Regions from separate parts of the Homo sapiens genome. Here region 2 is linked to region 1. Evidence: chromatin loops called from intact Hi-C (ENCODE). Cell type or tissue: left ventricle myocardium inferior. All regions are shown on one strand. Links, peaks and the distances in the headings refer to the core of each region. The heading gives the core; the rest is flanking DNA. Region 1 overlaps EP300 (EP300 lysine acetyltransferase). Region 2 overlaps ST13 (ST13 Hsp70 interacting protein).

Evidence for each region. Hi-C counts contacts between places; a loop is a spot of excess contacts. Peaks named below come from ENCODE experiments on the same cell type or tissue, not always from the same donor. Only the 100,000 strongest peaks of a DNase experiment are listed, where the experiment ranks them.
Region 2: a loop joins it to region 1, with 2.7 times the contacts of the local background. A loop is called at or near these places in 10 of 110 quality-filtered maps.

The regions. Positions count from the first base shown.
Region 1 is chr22:41,168,644-41,173,643 of GRCh38, forward strand. EP300 (EP300 lysine acetyltransferase) reads left to right here. Exons shown (of 31, transcript NM_001429.4): 25 at 78-224; 26 at 860-973; 27 at 1,763-1,928; 28 at 3,856-4,020; 29 at 4,980-5,000. Among named protein-coding and RNA genes, the nearest start is that of EP300-AS1, 26 kb to the right of the region's middle. In left ventricle myocardium inferior, for the core only: no CTCF peak of the experiment used is centred there; a DNase peak (open chromatin) is centred at 2,098; H3K27ac peaks cover 518 bases.
Region 2 is chr22:40,841,696-40,849,321 of GRCh38, forward strand. It overlaps ST13 (ST13 Hsp70 interacting protein), which reads right to left. Exons shown (of 12, transcript NM_003932.5): 3 at 6,599-6,674; 4 at 3,144-3,214. Among named protein-coding and RNA genes, the nearest start is that of ST13, 11 kb to the right of the region's middle. In left ventricle myocardium inferior, for the core only: no CTCF peak of the experiment used is centred there; no DNase peak of the experiment used is centred there.

The sequences.
Region 1 (5,000 bases), core at 1-5,000:
GCTCATACATGGTTACTATTGGTGATTCCAGTCTGAATGAGTTATGTTGTGGTTCCCCCACCATCTCAATTGTATAGGTTTGTGGACAGTGGAGAGATGGCAGAATCCTTTCCATACCGAACCAAAGCCCTCTTTGCCTTTGAAGAAATTGATGGTGTTGACCTGTGCTTCTTTGGCATGCATGTTCAAGAGTATGGCTCTGACTGCCCTCCACCCAACCAGAGGTATGACTAGCTCACAGTGGCTAGCTCCGGATTTGTGTGGGAGTTCCAACTTATAATAGGTGGAAAAGCATAACAGGCAAGAAAATGTTTAGTGTGTTTGGTTTGGAAATGCAAAATCTCAAGTGTCCAGTAATTTTAAAGTGAAACAGATTAAAAAGCAAACCCCCAAACAAAATAACCGCTCAATACTGCTCTTCTGTGGTCATAGTAATAAAGGATATGAATAGCAACCTGAAATTGGAATTTGAAAACAAACGTACTACTCTTCAGAAAATGAGCTTAAATCTGGATTAAGTAGCTATGTGAAAATATATCATACAAATCGGGTGGGAATTTCTTTTCTCCAAAAATAGTATAAAGGCAATAATAAAAACGTATAGGGATCACCAAATACTGATTGATGTGTATGTGCCAGGCACTGCTAGTTACTACAAATAGAAGGAAACCACAGGCTCACTGAACTTCCCTGAAGGGTTCACGGCGGAGTCGCCTACCTGCCTGTGATGAGCTTCACAAATAACGATGTGAGCAAAGAGCCTGGGAGAGTGAGAGGGTGTTATTAGGCACATGGAGTAAAGAACTCATTATGTGACCTGACTTTTTTTTTCCTCTTCATTTCTCTTCATTTTGTATAGGAGAGTATACATATCTTACCTCGATAGTGTTCATTTCTTCCGTCCTAAATGCTTGAGGACTGCAGTCTATCATGAAATCCTAATTGGATATTTAGAATATGTCAAGAAATTAGGGTAAGCATATTTTGATAATGGCTTTTTTTCTTTAACTAGCATGGCATTCTGGTGAGATATAGGTTAAATATGCAAATATATAACTCTTGGCCTTTTTTTCCTCATTTTAGTTCTTACGTAACAATTCTCTTAACTTTGTTGGAGCCCCTTTGAAGTTAATGTCAGTAGAGAGAAATGGATATGTTGGCCCTAGTTTCACCCATCCAACATTAGTTTTGTTTGTAAGCTAAGCCATTGGGTCCACTTTGCTTTGAAGTTTGATTTGTGCCCCTCATTTGAGGGCAGAATTTTAACTGCATTTGATCCTTTTACAACCTGGGTATGAAGACCAAAAACAGTTCTGGAGATACTTCTTACCTTTAGAGTATGTATGTCATTGGAAACATTCACTCCCTCATCTTGAAGTCTGTTTCTCTGAACAGTGTGCCTTTTAATTTAGCTCTTGTTAAATGGGTCCATTTTCCTTTGCAGTGTAATCTTCATTTGGTCTTAACATGCAGACTTAGGGTTTTTGGATCCAGGGCTAAGTCACCCACTTCGTGGCTGAGATTCGCAACATCCCACCATGGCCTCCAAAAATAAGTAGGCAATATGAGATCCATTGTTACTACTGTGAGTTATGCCTAATTTTGGCCTCACAATGTTAATCTCATTCTGGGTTATATATACACTGTGTTATCTTGGGAAAAATTATTGGTATCTATATCAACTCCAACTTGTGGTTTAAAATGTAGCCTTCTAGAATAGATTATCTCTTTTCCTTAATGTTCTTTCTCTTTGTATTGTTAGTTACACAACAGGGCATATTTGGGCATGTCCACCAAGTGAGGGAGATGATTATATCTTCCATTGCCATCCTCCTGACCAGAAGATACCCAAGCCCAAGCGACTGCAGGAATGGTACAAAAAAATGCTTGACAAGGCTGTATCAGAGCGTATTGTCCATGACTACAAGGTCAGTTGGGACATAGGGGCCAGGTGCTGACAATAGATCTGGAAATGCACTAATGTTGCTGCTCTTTGTTCTGTCATTTAACTTTTTTTTTTTTTTTTTTTTTTTTTTGAGACGGAGTCTCGCTCTGTCACGCAGGCTGGAGTGCAGTGACACGATTTTGGCTCACTTCAAGCTCCGCCTCCTGGGTTCATGCCATTCTCCTGCCTCAGCCTCCTGAGTAGCTGGGACTACAGGCTCCTGCCATCACACCCGGCTAAATTTTTTTGTATTTTTAGTAGAGACGGGGTTTCACCGTGTTAGCCAGGATGGTCTCGATCTCCTGACCTTGTGATCCGCCCGCCTTGGCCTCCCAAAGTGCTGGGATTACAGGCATGAGCCACCGTGCCCAGCCTTTTTTTTTTTTTTTTAAACAAAAGTCTTGCTTGTTCTACCTCTTGCATGTAATTCCTAAAAATGCTAATTTGATTGCTTTTATTTTGTATATTCAAAATTTTTCAATATAAGAAAAACCAGGTTTTGAAGAGCGGTAGATCAAGAAATCCCTGTTTTAAACATGTAACCAAAATTTTATTTTATTTATTTTTGGGGGGAGGGTGGGGATAGAGTTGGGGTATCGCCATGCTGCCCAGGCTGGACTTGAACTCTTGGCCTCAAGCATTCCAAAGTGCTGGGATTACAGGCATGAGCCACTGTGCCCGGCCTTAAAATATATCTTTTTGTTTTGGTTTTTTGTTGGTTTGGTTTGGGTTGGTTAGGGTTTTAGGGGTGTGGGTGTTTTGTTTTCAGAAAGGGTCACTCTCTGTCACCCAGGCTAGGGTGCAGTGGCATGATACCCGCTCATTGCAACCTGTGCCTCCCAGGCTCAAGCCATCCTCCCATCTCAGCTTCCTGAGTTGCTGGGACTAGGTGCACACTACGAGAGCTAGCTGATTTTTGTATATTTTTTGTAGAGACAGGATGTCACCATGTTGCCCAGGCTGGTCTCAAACTCCTGAGCTCAAGTGATCTGCCCACCTCAGCCTCCCAAAGTGCTAGGATTATAGGCATGAGCCACATCACCCAGCCAAAAATATATTCTCCCTTTTTTTTTTTTGGACGGAGTTTCAGGCTGGAGTGCAATGGTGCAGTCTCCTGGGTTCAAGTGATGGTCCTACCTCAGCCTCCCGAGTAGCTGGGATTACAGGCATGCACCACCAAGCCAGGCTAATTTTTTCTATTTTTAGTAGAGACGGGGTTTCTCCACATTGGTCAGGCTGGTCTCGAACTCCTGACCTCAGGTGATCCACCTGCCTCGGCCTCCCAAAGTGCTGGGATTACAGGTGTGAGTCACTGCACCTGGCCAAAAATATATTCTTAATTAACAGTATTATGTTATTCATAAATATAGGTTGTCTCATGATACAGACTTGTCTTCCTCAATTTAGTAGTTCAACTAAATAAAGAAGTTTTCCTAAGCAGCCCAGCAAATCATTCTGCAGCAGATACTATTTCCAGTATTTGTAGTTTTGGTCATTTTGAACAAAGCTGTCAGTAAAAGCTGCTGAAATTCCAAGGATGGGTGTGAGGAGGGCATGCTTCATACCACATATTCTGTGATAAGGAGTGGTAGGGGCCATGGCATGCATGATGGTGCTACCACCCTGACGTTGATCCTGGCAGGATAATTGCCACTTGGTTATATAAAGGCAGATAAGCTCCCTGTTTTTGTGGGTAGAAGAAATAGAAAACCGGAAATATTGACTTTAGGCCAGGCCTTTTCACTATTTATTTTTCTAAATACTCCCTGGCTTACGGCTTAGGTATAAAGTCTCTGCCAGCTTTCAAGACATTTTAAGCTTTCATGTTTCTTGTCAGCCATGATTATTCTGTATAATCAATGCTTTAAAAGAACATAGAAATTCCTATATGTACATGCATGTTTTCACAGGATATTTTTAAACAAGCTACTGAAGATAGATTAACAAGTGCAAAGGAATTGCCTTATTTCGAGGGTGATTTCTGGCCCAATGTTCTGGAAGAAAGCATTAAGGAACTGGAACAGGAGGAAGAAGAGAGAAAACGAGAGGAAAACACCAGCAATGAAAGCACAGATGTAAGGGCATTGAGTTTCCTTTGAAACTTCTATCATGATTCTAATATTTAATCCAGAAGTGCACTTAAACTTTCAATTGGGTTTTAAAGCTTTCAGGTGTAAAAGAGCTCTTTAAGTTGGACAAGAAATATTGGCTTAGAGAGGTTATTAGGGTTCTGTTTCAGTGGTATTAAACTTTTAAAGCATCAGAGCCCCTTTTAAAATGGCATCTCAGACTTTGAGTAATGTGAAATGATAAAAGAAACTGAAGGAAATCCTGAAAAACTGATAGAAGATTACTTATCTGAAGGACTAGGTTATGAATATTATAGGCCTTGTGGGTCACATATCTCTGGCATATTTTCTGTCTTTTAAAAACACACTCTTTTTAAATGTAAAAAACCATTCTTAGCTATACAAAATAGGCCTGAGCCAGAATTTAAGTTACTAAGCCTGGCTTAGTAACCTCACCAGTTATTTCCCCATAGCATATCTCGAATTACCTCCATTGAATTTAACTTAACAAAAGGCACCCTTAAATAGTCTGTTAACAAACTCTTACAGCCTTGTCATTTAGTATTTGTAGGCTCATAACATTTTAGAATATGAGTGGAAGGAAATAAAACCAAGGTCTTCTGGCTCCCCACTTTGATACACTCTTCACTACCCCAAAGTGCCACCCCTTCCTTGTTCCCTAGCCCCAATCTGGGATACATTCAATCAATCTACAGGGTCTGCACATTCTGTGGCCTCTTCTAGGCAAAAAGCTAAAGGGCTGCCATTGCCTTAAAGATCACTGGGAGAAAATTAGGTCAAATAACAACTTTAAGGAGAAAGAATAAGTGAAGAGAACAGCTAGTAAAATAAGTTACAGGCATAAGATTATGATATCTAGTTTCAAAGAAGGGAGATATTCTGTGCTATTCCCAAATTACTTAACAAAAACCTTATTTTCTTGTCTCCTTTGTGCTACTCTGCAGGTGACCAAGGGAGACAGCAAA
Region 2 (7,626 bases), core at 1,160-6,159, 330 kb before region 1:
TCCTGGGCTCAGCCTCCCCTCAAGTGTAGCTGGAACTACATGCTCGCAACCTACTAAATGTTTTGCTTTTTTTTTTTTATAGAGACGGGTTTTCATCATGCTGCCCAGGCTGGTCTAGAACTCTTGGACTCAAGTGAGTTGCCTGCCTCACTCTCCCAAAGTTCTGGGATTAGAAGCATAAGCCGCCACTCCTGGCTGCAATTTTATTTTGAAGGTAATGCAGGACACAGGATACAAAGTCTATATTCAGAGGAAGAGAATGTATGTGGTCTAACCAGACACCTTCCAAAATAAATCTGCAACTCCAAATGCTAATACCGGCAAGCATAATGGTATAAACCTGTCCTACAGAAACGGACAGTTGAGTAGTGAGATTAAAAGAACTTCCCCTGAAAATTCAGAGCCACAGCCAGCCTTTCATCTGGAATTCTGTATTACCAAAGTAATTGGAACAAACAAAAAAACACCATGCTGAGACTTTCAAGGGGTCCTTGAGTTGGTAGCACCAATTCAGAGACTTCATGGAAGCAATCACCTTCTTACCTAGGCCTCAAAATTTTTCTACAGGTGAAGTTCCAAAGAACACATTTTCAAAATATCACACACAACACACAAACACATCATAAAGTAAACAAGGTACCTTAATGAGCAAGAGCCATGAAAAATAAGAGTAAGACCAGCGAAGAGTTCAACAAGGAATTTAATGTGTTTAATAAAAGTAAATTCTGAAAATGAGTAAAGAGCAAAAGACTTACAAATAACCAAGTAGACTTCAAAAAGATTTGAAGTACCAAAATGAAAAACACAAGCATTCCAATTCAAACATCAATGGAACAGACAAAGCATAGACTGCTTTTCAGCAGAGAGTGATAAAGAAATGAAACTTAATAACAAAAGTCTAACATTACCAGGGATCCAGAATTAGAGCATAAAGTAAACAAGAAGGAGGCAATATTTAATAACAGCTGAAAATATTCTAGAGCTAAAGAAAGTTAACCCTAGAATTTGATGCTCACTGAATCCCAAGCAGGATAAATAAAAAATTATAAACCTAGACACATCATAAAAGAAGTAATACCATCAATAAACATAACATTTAACCTTTAAAGTTTCCTTTGACAAATGGTGACAGAAAGTACTTACATTTGTTCTTAACAAAAATGCACAAGACTTACGTCAGGTGCAGTGACTCATACCTGTAATCCCAGCACTCTGGAAGGCCAGGAGTTTGAGATTTTGTCTCTACTAAGAATTTTTAAAAATAAAAATAAAAAACTAGCTGGACATGGTGGTGCATGACTATAGTCCCAGCTGGTCAGGAGGCTGAGGTGGGAGGATCACTTGAGCCCAGGGCGTCAAGGGCGCAGTGAGCTATGATTGTACCACTACACTCCAGCCTGGATGGAAGAGTGAGACACTGTCTCAAAAAAACAAAGCACAAGACTTATGGGGAACACGTTAGTAAGTTATTAAAATATTTTAAAAACACCTAAAAATTGGGCAGATAACATTATTTATGGATAGTTTATCTCAATGGTGAGGAGATATATCTTTTCCCGAACTTGATTTAGATTTAACACAATTCTAACAAAGGGGAAAAAAACCAATGGAAGCGGGGAGACTTGATCAACCTATTTCTAAAATTTACTTGGAAAAACAAAAAGCCAAGAACAGCCAAAAGACTAAAAAGTTTTGGGGGTCCTTGTTCTACAAAATAACAAGACTTAGTATCAGACGATGTGGCATTAGTGAACAGAAAAAAAATAGACAAGCAGAACAATAAACTCCTGAAACAGACCCACAATATTCAGAAACAGTGTATTTTAGTTTTGGTGGGACCGGTAGATTAAAGGTGAAAGGTGAGTGTATAAAATGTTCAGAAGAGAAAAAGCAATGCACTACAGCAATTATAACCTCAAAGTAATAAAGCAGAAAATATCTGCATTAAAAGATACTATTTTTGAAACAACATGAAGAAAGATGAGTGAAGATGAGTCACAAACTAGCAGAAAATATATGCAGCACTAGCAACAAATTATTAGCATCCAGAATATTGAAATGAAATACAAAGCAGTAAGAAAAAGATCCAGCAAAAAGTGGAAAAAGTTTAAACAGGAGTTCGCAAATGCCAGTGAACAGCCAATAAACATTTAAATATGCTCAGCCTCATTAGGAATCAGGAAAATGCATTTTTTTTTTTTTTTTTAAATAGAGTTTTGCTCTGTCGCTCAGGCTGGAGTGCAGGGGTGCGATCTCACCTCACTGCAACCTCTGCCTCCTGGGTTCAAGTGATTCTCCTGCCTCAGCCTCCCAAGTAGCTGGGATTACAGGCGTGCACCATCATGCCTGGCTTATTTTTGTATTATTAGTAGAGACGGGGTTTCACCATGTTGGCCAGGCTGGTCTCAAACTCCTGACCTTAGATGATCCACCCACCTCGGCCTCCCAAAGTGCTGGGATTACAGGCGTGAGCCACCCTGTCTGGCCAGGAAAATGCAAATTAAAAGCCACAAAAAGATACCATTTCCCACAATACTTGGCAAAGATGAAATCTGATAATATCAAGTTTTGAGGATAAAAACCAATCTTTTAAAACTGCTATTACTATATTAGAGTGTTTCTCAAATTTTTATCAGACACTAAGGAGCCTTTTTAGACATCTTTTCCTCATTTCCATATCCCCAATTTTAATACCACAGATACACTACATATTAATATTCTATGAGTCTTTGGAGGACCACTAACCATTGTAATATATAGAATTTTTTTTAAGCCCTCCTCCCAAGAACCAATTTTCACTCCCTTGAGGGCCTGTTATGACAAACCATTCTGTAATACAATTTGGCATTAGATATTCCATCAAGAGCAACTCCACTAATAGGTATGTATTTTAAGTGAATTCTGCGTTACAGTGCAAGCAGTCACACCAGATGCAAACTTAAAAAACAGATAAAACAGAAAGTAACAGTATTTATTTTCATTAGTATTTTAAGTAGTAAAATACAATGCTTGCCTAAAACGCCTGAAGTCAGAGAAAGATTTACTATGCGCTTTTCCTGGAAGAATCGTGTCATAAAATCATTGCAACAGCAGGACCTTTCACATTTCTTAGAACAAGCAGGAAATCAAGTCACCGAACTTACCTCCGCATTTTCATCTCCCATTTCTTGAGGAGCATCAGTGTCTGGTTCAATCACACCTTCTTTATCAATTTCTGCCAAAGTCGAGAAAATGACAATAAGACCTGCACCGTACAATATAGTAGCCACTCCCAAGATTATTAAAAACTGACATACTATGACTACTACAATTAATTATTTTAAGTATTGATGCATTTTAAAATATGTTCCCATTAAACATTTCGTTACTTTGGTAAGACTACACTTTACGTTAACTGTCACATCATGTAAGATATTTATTATCAGGTTGTAGTGGGGTTGTTGACATGTGCAGTTTCTAGTATTACACATAAATACACCACTGATTTAGTCATTGTATATAAATACACCATTGTCAACAAACTGATTTAGTTCAAATAATTTTTTTCTACACACTGATGTACTATGTTTTTCAAAAATATGCAGGTAAGCTACAGTGATACTTCAACGTAAATCAAAATATTTTAATATAATTACATTCATTACTTTCCTTTTTTAAAATTAAAATAATTTTGGGGGGGGCACAGGATCTTACTATGTTGTCCAAGAAATCCTCCCACCTCGGCCTCCCAAAGCACTAGGATTCCAAGCATGAGCCACTGCACCTGGTCCCTAATTATTTTCATTTTTAAAAGTAGCATGGACAAGTTTTAATTTTAAAATAAAGGCTTACTACTGATGCAGAATCAAGTACCAAGGCTAGATTTAAAAATAAATTTAGTTTCCATATGTACAGTAGTGACCAAAGCTAGTACTTACAACCAAAACAGTAAAGAATGAAAAGCAGTATCTTGCTTTTCAAATTGTCATTTAACAGTTGTCAGTTAAATGACAACTGTAATTTGTTGCAAGTGGAAAACGAGTTTTATATATATATACACACACACACGCACGTATCATTTAAAAAGAACACATTTGCAAATAGTTAATTTGATAAGAAGTTTCCTTAGTCAAAAAAAAAAAATTTAAAATCACCCACCTAAAATCAGAATTACTGTCCAGCAACAACAAAACTTGACGCATGACTGACAAACTATATATATACATATATGTATATGGTGTACAATGCGATGTTTTAACATACAGGCATATCGTTTTTTGAGACGGAGTTTCGCTTTTGTTGCCGAGGTTGGAGTGCAGTGGCGCAATCTTGGCTCACCGTAACCTCTGCCTCCCAGGTTCAAGCAATTGTCCTGCGTCAGTCTCCCAGGTAGCTGGGATTACAGGCATGTGTCACCACACCTGGCTAATTTTGTATTTTTAGTAGAGATGGGGTTTCTCCATGTTAGTCAGGCTGGTCTCCAACTCCCGACCTCAGGTGGTCCACCCGCCTCAGCCTCCCAAAGTGCTGGGATTAAAGGTGTGAGTCACCGTGCCTGACCTCAGGCATACCTCATTTTATTGTGTTTCACTTTACTGCACCTCACATAATGAAATGATTCTCACCCATCATATTAATAACTATCCATCTCACATATTTATTTGTTTTTGGTGAGAACACTGAAGATCCAGTCTCTTAACAAATTTCAAGTATACAGTATTATAGTCATGCTGTATACTGGATCTCTGGAATTTATTCAGATTATAGCTCAAAGTTTATGCCCTTTAACACGGTAAAAAAATTTTAATCCATTTTTTAACAGCAACTAAGCTTGTCTATCAAAGTTTGATTTGTATACAAAAAAGAAAACACTTTTAGGTGGAGAGTTGGTTAAAAAATTTATTGTAGTTTTAGAAACTGGTAGAAAGTAAGACTAAAGAGGCATTTTATAAAAAGTAAAAGATCTTCAATTTAGCACTCAAACAACTGCCAGTAGAATGTAAGACCTCTAATGATATCAAAGATAATTTGATTCAGGCCAGGCGTGGTGGCTCACACCTGTAATCCCAGAACTCTGGGAGGCCAAGACGGGCAGATCACCCGAGGTCAGGAGTTTGAGACCAGCCTGGCCAACATGGTGAAACTCTGTCTCTCCTGAAAATACAAAAAAATTAGCCAGGCATGGTGGCATACGCCTGTAGTCCCAGCTACTCAGGAGGCTGAGGCAGGAGACTCGCTTGAACCCAGGAGGGAGAGGTTGCAGTGAGCCGAAACTGTGCCACCACACTCCAGCCTGGGTGGCAGAGCGAAACTCAAGTCTTCCAAAAAAACCCCAAAAAAACAACAAAAAAAAACTGATTCAAAATTTAAAACATTTCAAGTACTTTTCTTCAGGTTCTGTGATATAAGAGACTTCCAAATTCATGAAGAAATTTAGTCAATTTGTGGCCAAAAAACCAACCAAACTCATAGCACAGATAACTACTCTTCTAAATATGAACCAGTTTTATCAACATGGTTGTAAGAACTAAACAAATACTATTTTTTGGCACTCAATTCAGTTATGGGAAAACTTTTGGCTGGGCATGGTGGCTCACATCTGTAATCCCAAACACTTTGGAGGCCAAGGCAGGTGGATCACCTGAGATCAGGAGTTCAAGACCAGCCTGACCAACATGGCAACATGGCAAAACCCTGTCTCTACAAAAAAAAAAAAATACAAAAATTAGCCGTGCCTGGTGGCACACGCCTGTAGTCCCAGCTACTAGGGAGGCTGAGGCATGAGAATTGATTGAACCTGGGAGGTGGAGGCTGCAGTGAGCTGAGATCACACTGCTGCACTCCAGCCTGGGCGACACAGTGAGACTCCGTCTCAAAAAAAGAAAAAAAAAAAAAAAAAGAAAACTTTTTAAGTATGCTTAGAACAACTTTAATATGTAACCCAACTTTTTCTAATACAAACATTATGAAGTCTGATTTATTATCAATGAAAATGTAAAACCTGAATTGAGGGGTGCCACATGTGTAAAATACCCTTTGGAGTTTGAATGCTATTAAAAAAAGAAGCAAAATAAATTATTAACAAATATTGAGGCCAGGTGCAGTGGCTCACGCCTGTAATCTCAGCACTTTGGGAGGCCAAGGTGGGTGGATCACGAGGTCAGGAGTTCGAGGCCAGCCTTGCCAACATGGTGAAAGCCCGTCTTTACTAAAATTATAAAAATTAGCCGAGTGTGGTGGCAGGTTCCTCTAATCCCAGTTACTCGGGAGGCTCAGGCAGGAGAATGGCTTAAACCTGGGAGGTGGAGGTTGCAGTGAGCCGAGATTGTGCCAGTGCACTCCAGTCTGGGTGACAAGAGCACGACTCCATCTCAAAAAGAACAAAAAAACAAAAAAAAATATTGATTACACATGTCAATATTTCAACCAATATGCCATTAATATCTGAATTTATTTCATGTTTCCTTTTACTTTCTAAAATGTGACTACTAGAACATTCTAAGTTTCATATGTGCCATTATATTTCTATTACACAGTGCTGATTTAAGTCACTTTAATAAAAATCAACAAAGTATCACATCATAGGTTTTCAAATACAAACTAACTACCGTCTCCTCACCTAGATCACTTTCCTCACTTGATGGTTCGTCTGCCTTTAAGTCTTCCTCCACCTTCTTACTATCAGGTTTTTCTTCCTAGCAAAGGGAAGACAAACAGTACTATCAGTATTTAATAACATACCGAATATTTATACTAATTTCTACAAATCTATGTATAAACTGTCAAATATGGCCAGGCATGGCGGCTCATGCCTGGAATTCCAGCACTTTGGGAGGCTGGGGTGGGTGGATCATTTGAGGTTAGGAGTTCAAGACTAGCCTGGCCAACACGGTGAAACCATCTCTACTAAAAATACAAATTAGCCGGACGTGGTGGTGCCCGCTTGTAATCCCAGCCACTTGGGAGGCTGAGGCAGGACAATCACTTGAACCTGGGAGGCGGAGGTGGCAGTGAGCTGAGATCATGCCACTGCACTCCAGCCTGGGCGACAGAGCAAGACTGTGTCTCAAAAATAAAAAAACAACTGTTCAAAATAAAGTTTGAACATTGACAATAAACAGTTTAGAGATTATAAATAGCCTCATGTCCACTCACATTATATTTTATTGCCAAATTTAGTAAAAATCTTTACAAGGGTTTTTGAGTTTTGGAACTGCAAATAAGAACCTGTGGAATTACAATAATAAACAATGAAAATTCAAAGAATTTAAAAGTGCACGACATATAGAAAGCAACACTTTCTTCCCATCCTATAAATAACCAGTGTGGTTTCTTGTATATCCCATTGCAGGATAGTCTCTCTATATATGAAACAACTCTATCCTTTGCCTTTTGCATTTAACAACGCTGTGTATCTTGTAAATTATATACCATTATCAGCCTACCTTCATCTATTCACTCAACCATATATTGTTAACCATTTTTAGGTTGCTTCCCTGTTACTTAAAAAATTAGAACCAAGGCAGGGCGCAGTGGCTCATGCCTGTAATTCCAGCACTTTGGGAGTCCGAGGTGGGTGGATCACGAGGTCAGGAGATTGAGACCATCCTGGCTAACATGGTGAAACCCCTTCTCCACTAAAAACAC